Regions from separate parts of the Homo sapiens genome. Here region 1 is linked to region 2. A link is a contact called in ENCODE Hi-C data. All regions are on one chromosome and are shown on one strand. Each heading gives the region's core, a stretch centred on a gene start or an enhancer-like site at or near the end of the contact. The rest is flanking DNA. Distances are from core to core; before and after follow the strand shown. Region 1 holds the start of SMCP (sperm mitochondria associated cysteine rich protein). Region 2 holds the start of SPRR5 (small proline rich protein 5).

Region 1 (5,630 bases), core at 589-3,088, 69 kb before region 2:
ATTAGCTATATACTATCCTATTACATGATTGTAAAATGAAATCTCATTAACAGAATATGAAAATACCTGTTTCTCAACATATTCATTAACAACTAATGTGATCAAAATTTCATATTTGTTGCCAGACTGTCATAGAAAAGCCAGTGTCTCATTGATCTTCTGGTTTGCATTCCTTTAGTTATGAATAAGCATTTCTTCATAGATTTGTTGGCCATTTCCACCTCTCTCTCTCACTCTACCTCTCTCTCCCTCTCCGTACTCTTCCTAGAAAGAACTTAATTCTTATAGATTAAGGCTTTGGTCCCAACTACAATGTTAGAGACTTTGGGAGATGTGAATAAGAGTAGACATTTTACTGAGAATAAATTTTAGAGATAACTATAAGCATGAAGACCTGAAGAAGACAAGTAAAAGAGAAATACTTGAATAGGCTATTATAGAATGAAAAGCACAATTCACATACTTCCCAAGAGTGCTACCCTTTGGCCGAGGTGGTTCTGTCCTGGACTTCAGACTTTAAAGAGTCCTTCTCTGGCTCTCCTCCAGCCATGACCCACCCCCATAGGATGATTCAATAGGTCCAGGGTACAGGCCCAGAGCTGCTGTCTCTCTCACTCCAGCTATCCAGGACCCCAGAAATCTCTGTCAACTGGCCCTGAGATCACCTTTATGTGTCTATCCTCTTGAAGACTCAAACAGCCAATACTGTGCTCACTTCTAGGTCTCAATGACCAAGAGAGGGGCAGTTTGAGAGATCCATGTATGAAAAGAACATGGACGGTATGGACTAGGATATTTACACTCATGCACGCCCGAGGTCCCTCGTGACACAAGATGAAGCCAGGGAGTAGGAAGAGAACCAGGGGTGAACCACAGGGGTCAGAAGCCTCTGTTTGTGCTCTTGCCTGGTGTCCTACAAATGTTTATGGCAGGCATGCTTCCCAGAAGAACAGAATTTCCTAGTCACTGTCCTCAAAGAGGCCATGCTACAGGAAGAAAAGGAAAGAGTAAACATAATGAAATGCTTCTCTCTTATCATTATTTTAGTCAATTCACTATTCAATTGATTCAGTTTCAGAATCTTTTATGTGCCAATTGCTCAGCCAGACACTGGGAATATCAAAGTGAATAAAATAGGGTCCTGGCCCCTAAGGCATCCCAGTTTCTCCCCTGTTTAAAACCTTTCAGTGGTTCCCATTGTCCTCAGGATAAAGTCCAAACTCTTTTTCTTATGGCATAAAGGTCCTCACCAACACAGCCTTACCTACCTAGGTAGGTGAATCTCCCCCTTCTCCTTACTCCCCACTCTGCTCCAGCCACACTGAGCTTTTCCACCAAATAGCCTATACTTTCACATTTCTGGATCTGAAAATGTCCTCCCAGACACACCCCTATGTCCAACTTCCTATTTCCAATTTCCAAGTCTCAGCTTAAATATCACTCCCTCCAGGAAGCATATCTGACCCCCAAACCTGACCCCTGTGCTTATCCTACCATCATTATTATCACATGGTATTGTTGGCTATTGACTTGCCTCCATATTGAATTAGATCTTTGAGAATGGGAACTACATCCCATTGAGCTACACTTCACTTTTTAGGACAGAGCCTGGTAGATAGGAGACAATCAATACAGATTTGTGTTTTAGGTTATTGCATGCTTATGGGTTAGCTAGGGAGCTTTCTTTTTATCTTTCAGGAAAGAAACCAAAGAGACAGACTCTCCAGCAGGCAGGGGGCGCCAGTGAGTGAGCTAGGCATAGAGTCTTGTGGAGAGAATTATGGTGTCATAGAGGCTTAGAATCTTGGCATTAGCAGGGAAGGGAACCCATCTGGTTCAGAAGGCTTTGGCTTCTGATAGTCATGGACTCACTAGGCTGCTGAGGAAGATCAATAATACCTACTGGAATCAGTCATGAGAAGTCAAGCATGGAAATTGTGAATTGTGTGTGTGGCCAGACCAGGTAACACAGAGAAACATTGTCTTTTGGGTCCTCTCTCCATGGCTTTTTCATGTGTTCATTAGTTCATTACGTATTTACCTACTGAGACCCATGCAATGCCATTCAGTGTGTTGGATGAGAGGATTCCAGGATTCATCCTATCTTTCAGGAAAAAGCTCCTGCTTCTATTTAAGAGGAAGACATGGGAGCCACTGGGGGTGGGGATAGTGAGAATGCCTGTGTTTATGGAACTAACAGACCACAAAAGTGAGACAATTGGGAAAATAATAACCACTATAAAAATGTAATGGGAAGTACAGGGGATCCAAGAAAGCCTTTCAGGGAGATGGAGGTTTTGGGTTAAGGAAGTTTTCCTCGAGGAGTGATGTGTAAGCAGAGACTTCAGGTTTGAACGATATTCAGTGAGCATGTGGGGACAGAGACCCAGGAAGGGTGGTTTAAGCTGGGAAAGAGCACATTCAAAGACCTGGAAAGAGGTGAGAAAATTCAGCAGGTGTCTGCTCTGAGCCAGTCTGGTGCCTGAGGGAACAGTGTTTGGACATGAGGCTGGGCCTGTGGGCAGAGGGAGAAGGTGCCTTGCCAGAGCCCTCCTGGTGGTTTGGGCTCTGTATCAATCCTCTCTGAATAGAGCAATAAGAGCTAGGAAGATGGCCCTGGCCTTGCACCACAAGTGTTTGACATGATTAGGCAGATTTCCTGAGGCAGGCTGTGCACAGCATGGTTGGGAAGGAAGGGAAATGGAGCTTGGAGAGAATATTTATTTATTTGTTTGTTTCTTTTTATTTATTTATTGAGATGGAGTCTCACTCTGTCACCCAGGCTGGAGTGCAGTGGTGAGGTCTCGGCTCACTGTAACTTCTACCTCCCGGATTCAAGTGATTCTCCTGCCTCAGCTTCCCAAGTAGCTGGTATTACAGGTGCACGCCACCACACCCAGCTAATTTTTGTATTTTCAGTAGAGATGGAGTTTTGCCATGTTGGCCAGGCTGGTCTCAAACTCCTGACCTCAAGTGATTCACCCGTCCCAGCCTCCCAAAGCGCTGGGACAACAGGTGTGAGCCATTGTGCCCGGCCAAGGAGAGAATCTTAAGAAGAAACTCTTGCAGGAGGCAGAGGGGTCCAGGAGGCAGGTTTGTTGGACAGGAGCCAGGGTTCTGAAAGTGGAGGATATAGATACTATTCACCAGGCAGAAGGAAGACAGTGGAGACAGCACTGGCTCAGAGGGGCAGGACCTGCATCCATGGGGGTGAGGTTGCAGAAGGACTTGATGTTGCCCTCCCTATGCTACAGTCAACAAGACTGGTTTCCAACCTGCTGTCCTTCTCTGATATTGCACAACCTCCACATTCAGGACCTATTCCCAGGATCTCACTATGGGGGACATGCTTGGAGTGGGGACATTGGTGGGACTGGTGAGGCAAGCCCCTGGACCTGGGCTCCAGGTGCCTCTGATGCCTCTGCACCTCTGATCACTGGAATGAGAATTGCTTCTGTAGAAACAGCTCAGTCTGGACTTGTAAAGATGGACACTAACAAACTGGACTTCCAAGTGGTGATGAGACTCTGCACTTTGGTCAATTCAGGGCACTGACCTTCAGAGTAGAGAAAGGTAAACCAGAGACAAAAGACAGAAAGGTAGAGACAGAATGAAGACCAGAGAATGATAGAGAGGCAGAGAGGAAAAAAAAATAGCAAAAGGCAAAAATAAACACAGAGAGGAACAACAGAAAATAAAAACAGAAGGGGCTCACTCCTCCCTCGTCCCTCTCAAAACCTAGTCTTAGGTCTGACCTCTAAGGGAGCAGATTCAAACAACAAGGAGATACGGACAGATACTGGGCTCCCTGCATACCCCGGCACACCCAAATTCACCACTGTACAGCTGCAGGGGCACCCAAGTGTGTGCTTGTGTGTGCGTGTGGACACACACACACACTTCCTGTCAAACAGCTTTGAACACTGCAAAGGTGGTAGAGAACATGGCCCTGTACTCTCTCACCTCTTCCCTATTTTTATACTGGTCTGTCTCCGTCTTATTTCCATTTTTGGTGTGCCTCTCCATTGCTCACCTCTCTCCTTCCTGTTCTCTCTCGGGCAAGTCAAGGCATCGCAGGGCCTGTATCTGCCACCTCAGCCTCTTTGCAGCTTCCTCTGACCTAGAAGGAGCAATAGGGTGACTTGTCCCCACCCCCATCCTTTAGGAGTCTTTGCTCTAGTGTCTTCCTCTTAAATGGAAGCAGGGGCCTTTTCCTGAAAGATAGGATGAATCCAGGAATAACTGGCAGAGATAGAGTCATGACTGAATTAAAGCCAACATCCTAACCCAAGTCACTCTCCCCTTTTTAGGTGGGAACTGCCCTTGACCCAGTTCAGGCTGCAGCCATATAGCCAGGGACTTAGGATCATGAAAGGTTTATACCAGGTGGCAGGGCCTTAAGAGATAACTCTTCCCTCCCAATCTTCTCTCACCCTAATGCTGTAGTTCAGGAGATTCAAACATAGGGGTCCTTATAAGAGGTAGCACTGTGCTCCCCTCCTTCCCACAGAGAAACCCTGAGATGAGGCTCCAATGGTTCAGAAAGTGAAAGTGAAGAGAGTCTGCGCTGGGGCTGGGTCCAACGTGTGAGTCTGAAAGTTACTGTTTCTAGTGGGTGGCGCTGTCGGCCACACCTGGCTCAATGGGACCCAGTTTGTACACTATGAACTGGATTTAGGTGAATCCCCAGATAAAAAAGGGTTGAGTCTAAGAGCATGTCACCCATCATTCAGGATAGCCACAGCCCTGGGTCTTCTATAAAGTCACAAGGGTGATTCAGATAGCAAAGTAGGTCATCTAACAGGCGTCCTTTAGCAACCACCTGACTGGAGAATCCTGCACACCTTCAGGAGAGGATGATACAGATTTTTGTCCTACTGGGGTGGATTAGTCCATTTCCACACTGCTATAAAGATACTACCCGGCCGGGCGCGGTGGCTCACGCCTGTAATCCCAGCACTTTGGGAGGCCGAGGCGGGTGGATCATGAGGTCAGGAGATCGAGACCATCCTGGCTAACAAGGTGAAACCCCGTCTCTACTAAAAATACAAAAAATTAGCCGGGCGTGGTGGCGGGCGCCTGTAGTCCCAGCTACTCGGGAGGCTGAGGCAGGAGAATGGCGTGAACCCGGGAAGCGGAGCTTGCAGTGAGCCGAGATTGCGCCACTGCAGTCCGCAGTCCGGCCTGGGCGACAGAGCGAGACTCCGTCTCAAAAAAAAAAAAAAAAAAAGATACTACCCAAGACTGGATAATTTATAAAGGAAAGAAGTTTAATCGATTCACAGTTCCACATGTCTGAGAAGGCCTCAGGAAACACAATCATGGCAGAAGGCAAAGGGGAAGGACCTTCTTCACATAGTGGTGGGAGAGAGAAGTAAGAACAGGGGAAATGTCAGATGCTTATAAAACCATCAGATTTTGTGAGGTACATACACAGAGCCAAACCATATCATGGGGTAACCCCCAGAAATTATTTTATTTTATTTTATTTTACTTTATTTTATTTTTTGAGATGGAGTTTTGCTCTTCTTGCCAAGGCTGGAGTGCAATGGCACGATCTCAGCTCACTGTAACCTCCACCTCCTGGGTTCAAGCGATTCTCCTGCCTCAGTCTCCCAAGTATCTGGGAT
Region 2 (5,543 bases), core at 1,456-3,955:
ATACCACCTTCCATCTCATCAACTTTACTGCATGCTGGCCTTATGCCCCCATAAATACTTGGGGCCAGAGTATAGGAAAGACCCCTGTGTTTATGTGTAAATGTGCATGCATGTGTGTGTGTGTGTGTGTGTGTGTGTGTGTGCGTGTGTGTGTGTGTGTGTGTGTGTGTGTGTGTGTGTGAGTCAGGATTGAAGAAAGAGAAAGACAGAGAGCAATGCTAATGAAGGTCAGTGGTTAATACCATTCCAAAACCTGGGATAAGTAATTGGGTTTCTTAGTGGCTTCTAGATTACCCATTCATTTTCTGTCCTCTGGTGTCAGAAGCAGTTCTGTGTTATACATTCTTGAGGTAGCTGACTCCACCACACTCACACACAAACACAAAAAAACCTGTCCTAGGTGGTTGGGGCACATACAAAAAATAATTAACAGGATTTAACACCCCAAGCCCCACAAATTAGCTGATGTTCACACTTTCTTCAGCCATGTAGGCATCATTCCAGTGACATGTGGGTTTGATTTCTTTGGTTAATACAAACCTAACAATTGAAAAGTATCTGTAAGAGTTGGAAGTAAGAAGGTAAGAGGACGTGACACAGTTTTAGTGCCCCTTCCCATCTACAAAGGCCTGATTCACAAGGACAGACTTGCCAAGCCAGGCTTCCCTCTGTCCTGTTGCCTTGGAAACAGCAAGGGCCTGGCCATCCTTGCTTCCCCCTGCATCCCCAGCATGGACATAGTGCCTGGCACATGGAACAATTGCATCTTAATGAATAAATGGTTAGCCCAGGATAACAACTCCACATAGTCTTTCTTCTCTGCTATTAGGGACCTGAGCTGAAATCCCTCTCTCAGGCTTTCTGGGGCTGCTTCTGTCTGAGTGATACCAGCTTGAAGGGATTCTCCTCCTGGGAAGGGCTGGACTCCTCTGGCCCTCCTTAGTTACTAGCCCGTGCACATCTTGTGATCCCAGAGAGTCAGGACCATGGTTTAAGAGAGAGAACATCGGTTTCCACACCTGTGTCTTCTAGTGATGCAGCATGACTCCCCAAGGTCTTGGGATGTTCTAAGGCTTTTATTAAATAGTGGAACCATGGCTAAATTTCATGGCTGAGATTTAAAATGTGCCATCTTCAGGACTAGCTTGCCTATTTCCATTTCTCTCACTCAAAAGTCTTTTTTAATGTATTTTTAGGGGAAAAGTAAAAATTATATATATGTACAGTGTACAATGTGATGTTTTGATATATGAATATATTGTGGGATGACTAAATCAAGCTATTTAATACATGTATTACCTCACATATGTATCATTTTTGTGTGGCGAAAACACTTAAAATCTACTCATTTAGCAATTTTCATGTCACATATTGTTATTAACTATAGTCAACATGACTTCCAGTGGATTCCTTGAACTTATTCCTCCTGTCTCTTTCAACCAAGAGCTTATGACACTGGGTGGCAAGTGCCACTACTTGCCTCCAACTTTTTTCAACTTCCTATTCCATATTTCTAAGAGTGTGTCTTGCCCTAGTATTCAAAGCCCATCTCCATGGAGCACCCAACGACTGTTGACCATGCATTTTGTGCCAAACACTTGCACATACTTTAAATAAGTTGTCCATTTTAATCCTTACAACTGACATGCAGAATGGTGCTGTTACCCTCTTTAGCAGGTGAGAAAATTGAAGTGCAAAAACATCTGGTTCCTAAGGTCACCCAACTGGTAAAAGGCAGAGCCTCAGTCTGAGCACCACTTGGGAATTTTTTAAAGATGAGCTCCATCCTTTGCCAGGTATGGGAAGCATCCAAGTCTGTATCCCGTGCCACCCTTCTTTGTCCTGGAACTTCTAACAGAAGTTAGGAGGAAGAGCCAGGACTGGGGCCCCAGGAGCTCAGAACCCAGAATCCAGTCACTGTGACTCCTCCATGAGCTCACTCTAATGCAATGCTTCTTAGCTTCCCCCACCCCCTCCACCTTATGATAATCATTTCCCTGGGAACCCTGGAGTCATATGGATATGTGATATATGTAGGGAGATTTAGAGATAAGCACTATCTACTGTAACCAACCAGTTTCCCCGAATGGGGCCTAACGATTTTCCCAATAGCAGAACAGACAGAGAGTGGCAGCTGCCATTTCTTGTATAAATAACAATAGGTAAAAAATGAAAGCCTCTTGTCTTGTCTTCCCACCAGTTCAAGCTGAATGTGACTCTGAGCCTAGGTCAAGTCAAAGTCACAACTTTGCTGAGGGTGGTGGGTTTCCAAGAGAGCCATCTGCCCCCTCAGCTGTTTTCTTATGTTACCTGCATAAGCTGCCTGTCCCATCCCCTCCTCTCTGCCAACCAGAACATCCCAGAACACTGCCCTCACACCCCCACACCCAGCATGGTCGGAATGCTTGCTTGGGACCATCCTAGATGCCAGGGATCTAAGTCAAAAGTCATGAGTGGGTTTGGAAATCCAAGGAAGCCAGTCCTCGTAAAATGATGGGGAGATGAGGCAAGGGGAGGGTGAAGGCACTGTCATCTCCAAATCCCGCCATACCAGCCCTGGGGGTGAGTAAAACTTAAAATTTGAGGAAGGACAGGTGGATCCTATTGTGACTAGGGACTAATTAGGACACCCCAATCCTGGGCCACCTCATGGCCTCAGGCAGGGATGAGAGGTATATAAAAGGTAGATAGGCTCAGAGCATCCCAAACCCCTCCACACCTATCTGCTCCAGTCGCTGGTGAACCTTGGTAAGTCTGGAAAGGTAGTACCTCTTATAGCAGCCTTGCCTTGCCTGCATCCCTAACCAACTATGGACTGGGCTGATTCTCTGGGTGGTGGTCAGAAAGGATGGGTCTTTTGGGGTACCTCTTTTTTCCATATCATTTGTGACAAACCTATCTTGGGTCCAGCAAGTTATCCAGCAGAGTAGTGTGGGAGGCTGGGCTGAGCAGGGAGAAGGAGGGGGGTATCTACAAGAGGGTCAGTATCTCAGCGATGCTGCTGGCATGGTGTGGGTGTTGCATCTTGTCAGGTGCTAAGAGGGAATTAGTAGGAGAGGAGAGACCAGTTCTGGGCAGAGCAACTGGAAGGACTGTCCTTTCAAAGAAAAGAGAAGGCAGGAAGGAAAGAGAACAGACTCCCTTGGGACAGCAGAGTTGTGGATGTCCATGGAGCAAAGGGCTGCAGGGACAAGACGATGTGGCACCATGGAAGGCTCTGCTCTGGGAATCAGGAGACCTCTTTTCCCACCATCTATGCCGAGTGGCTTTGAAGCCATTCCTTCCCTCTGAGGTTTGCTTTCCTCAACTGTAATTGAGAGAGGCAAGCTAGATAGTCCATTTCATCTATCTCTAGAGTTTTCTCTTTATAAACTCCTTTAGAGAGTGGTTAAGATGCGCCTTTTAAATTGTTTATGAATTTACTTAACAAATTACAACTCTTATATAGTGTTCATTTTGTGCTACTACTCTGCATGTGTGTGTCGGTACATACATACCTACGTATGCATGCATATTTTAAGTATGTATTTTATATACTCATTTAATTTTTGCACCAACTCTAAGAGAGGTAAGTATGGAAAACCTTAGTTGCTCAAAATCATATAGTTAATAAATGATTTAGCCAGAACTCAGATCCCAGGCAATTTATTCCAGATGCCACAGGTTTTGCTATAATAGGATACAACAGTCTGCTCTTTCATTCTTCCTCTTTTTTTTCCTCTCTCTCCCTTTTCTTTTTTTATGTTTTTCTTTCTTTTCAACCCCTCCTAACATTTCTGTTTTCCCTCCCTTCCTCCTTTCCTATCTTTCCTTCCTTCCATGTTTCTTTGTCTTGAAAAGAGTTGAAATAACTTGTAAACACTTAAAGTTTACACATGCGCGCGCGCACACACACACACACACTCCTCTTAAATCTGTGAAGGGATCAGGGCAAGGTAAAAGCAGAGCAGGACAGGAATGTGGCAGGGGGTTCACCTGGGCTTAGGGTCTCTCTATGGCTCAAGTGTTCCTCATTTCTGTGTCTTTCTGTTTCCAGTTGCAAGTCCAGCCCAGAATGTCTCAGCAGAAGCAGAAGCAGTGTGCTCCCCCGCAGCAGTGCTGCCCCCCACCCCAGCAGCGCTGCCCCCCACCCCAGCAGTGCTGCCCCCCGCCTCAACAGTGCTGCCCCCCACCCCAGCAGTGCTGCCCGCCGCCTCAACAATGCTGCCCCCCTCCCCAGCAGTGCTGTCCCCCACCCCAGCAGTGCTGCCCTCCACCTCAGCAGTACTGCCCCCCACCCCAACAGACCAAGCAGCCTTGCCAGCCCCCACCCAAGTGCCAGGAGCCCTGTGCCCCCAAGTGCCCACCCCCTCAGCAGTGCCAGACGTCCAAGCAGAAGTAAGCCCTGGGCATGTGATCAGAGGCGAACCCCCAGGAAAAACAGAGCATGAAGTTCCTTCTGGGCCAGCATCTTACACTCCACAGGCCAAGCAAAGCCCTGCTCACCAGTGCTTCTGGATGCAGCCACACTTCACACTTGCAGGAGAGGCAGCACCAGGCTGGCAGCTGGCGGCTTCCTCGAGCTCTACTCTTCTTAATTAGCAGCTGCAGTTTCCATCTCAGACAAGGATCTGGTTCTAAACTATCTAATCATCTTTCCTGACATGCATCTACATTGCCCTGCTGGAAACATGAGCGGCATGCACAGGCATCTTCTCCTACCACGCTTCCCCTCAGCTCCTGTTTTCAAACAATTAAAACAGAATTCCTCTGGCATGAATGTCTTGGTCTGATGATTTTGTTGTTTGAAAATGTAGCATTTCTGCAGTTTTTTTTTTTTTTTTTTTTTTTTGACGGAGTCTCGCTCTGTTGCCCAGGCTGGAGTGCAGTGGCGCGATCTCGGCTCACTGCTATCTCCGCCTCCCGGGTTCACGCCATTCTCCTGCCTCAGCCTCCCAAGTAGCTGGGACTACAGGCGCCCACCACCACGCCCAGCTAATTTTTTTGTATTTTTAGTAGAGACGGGGTTGCACTGTGTTAGCCGGGATGGTCTCGATCTCCTGACCTCGTGATCCGCCTGCCTCGGCCTCCCAAAGTGCTGGGATTACAGGCGTGAATCACCGCGCCCCACCGCATTTCTGCAGATTTTTTTATCCTGCCCCCAACCCAAAACTTAAGCAGAGCCAAGTGTGGGATGCAGGTGCAGGAGAAGGCACGGGGAGGAGCCTTCTGAGATGCCCAGACATTTACAAGGCTCGTACCAGGAAAAGAGGTGGGGACTTCTGCAACACAGACGCACACCACATTCACAGAAAATGAAGATGCAGGAAAGAACCACGGGGAGACAGTGCTCACCCAGAGAACATGTGCAAGGAAAAGCATTCTCCTAGGCCCAGACAGAGCAACAGAGCCTGCCAAAAAGACCTGCGCAGTAGAGGAAAAGGATTGAGGGAGGTAAGTTCTAACTCAGAGAGCACACTCTAAGGGCTGAAAAGAGTTGAGATAAGGCCTTAAAAATTCTCCCATAGGTAAAAGAAAAAGCCAAAGTTTCTTCAAGCTAATCA

Evidence for each region. Hi-C counts contacts between places; a loop is a spot of excess contacts on that map. Pooled maps may share reads with other maps.
Region 1: a pooled map of right lobe of liver shows a loop between it and region 2 (2.1-fold over the local background). The contact joins the promoter of SMCP here to the promoter of SPRR5 in region 2. A Hi-C loop is called at or near these places in 1 of 168 maps with a recorded cell type or tissue (HepG2) and 4 of 50 pooled maps.

Annotation. Positions count from the first base shown.
Region 1 is chr1:152,876,484-152,882,113 of GRCh38, forward strand. It overlaps SMCP (sperm mitochondria associated cysteine rich protein), which reads left to right and starts at 1,839. Exons shown (of 2, transcript NM_030663.3): 1 at 1,839-1,963. RefSeq lists enhancers at 3,755-3,834, 3,965-4,024, 4,385-4,564.
Region 2 is chr1:152,944,501-152,950,043 of GRCh38, forward strand. SPRR5 (small proline rich protein 5) reads left to right here and starts at 2,706. Exons shown (of 2, transcript NM_001395435.1): 1 at 2,706-2,748; 2 at 4,037-4,755. The coding sequence starts at 4,055. The coding sequence ends at 4,381. LINC01527 (long intergenic non-protein coding RNA 1527) reads right to left here and starts at 4,710. Exons shown (of 2, transcript NR_183723.1): 1 at 4,486-4,710.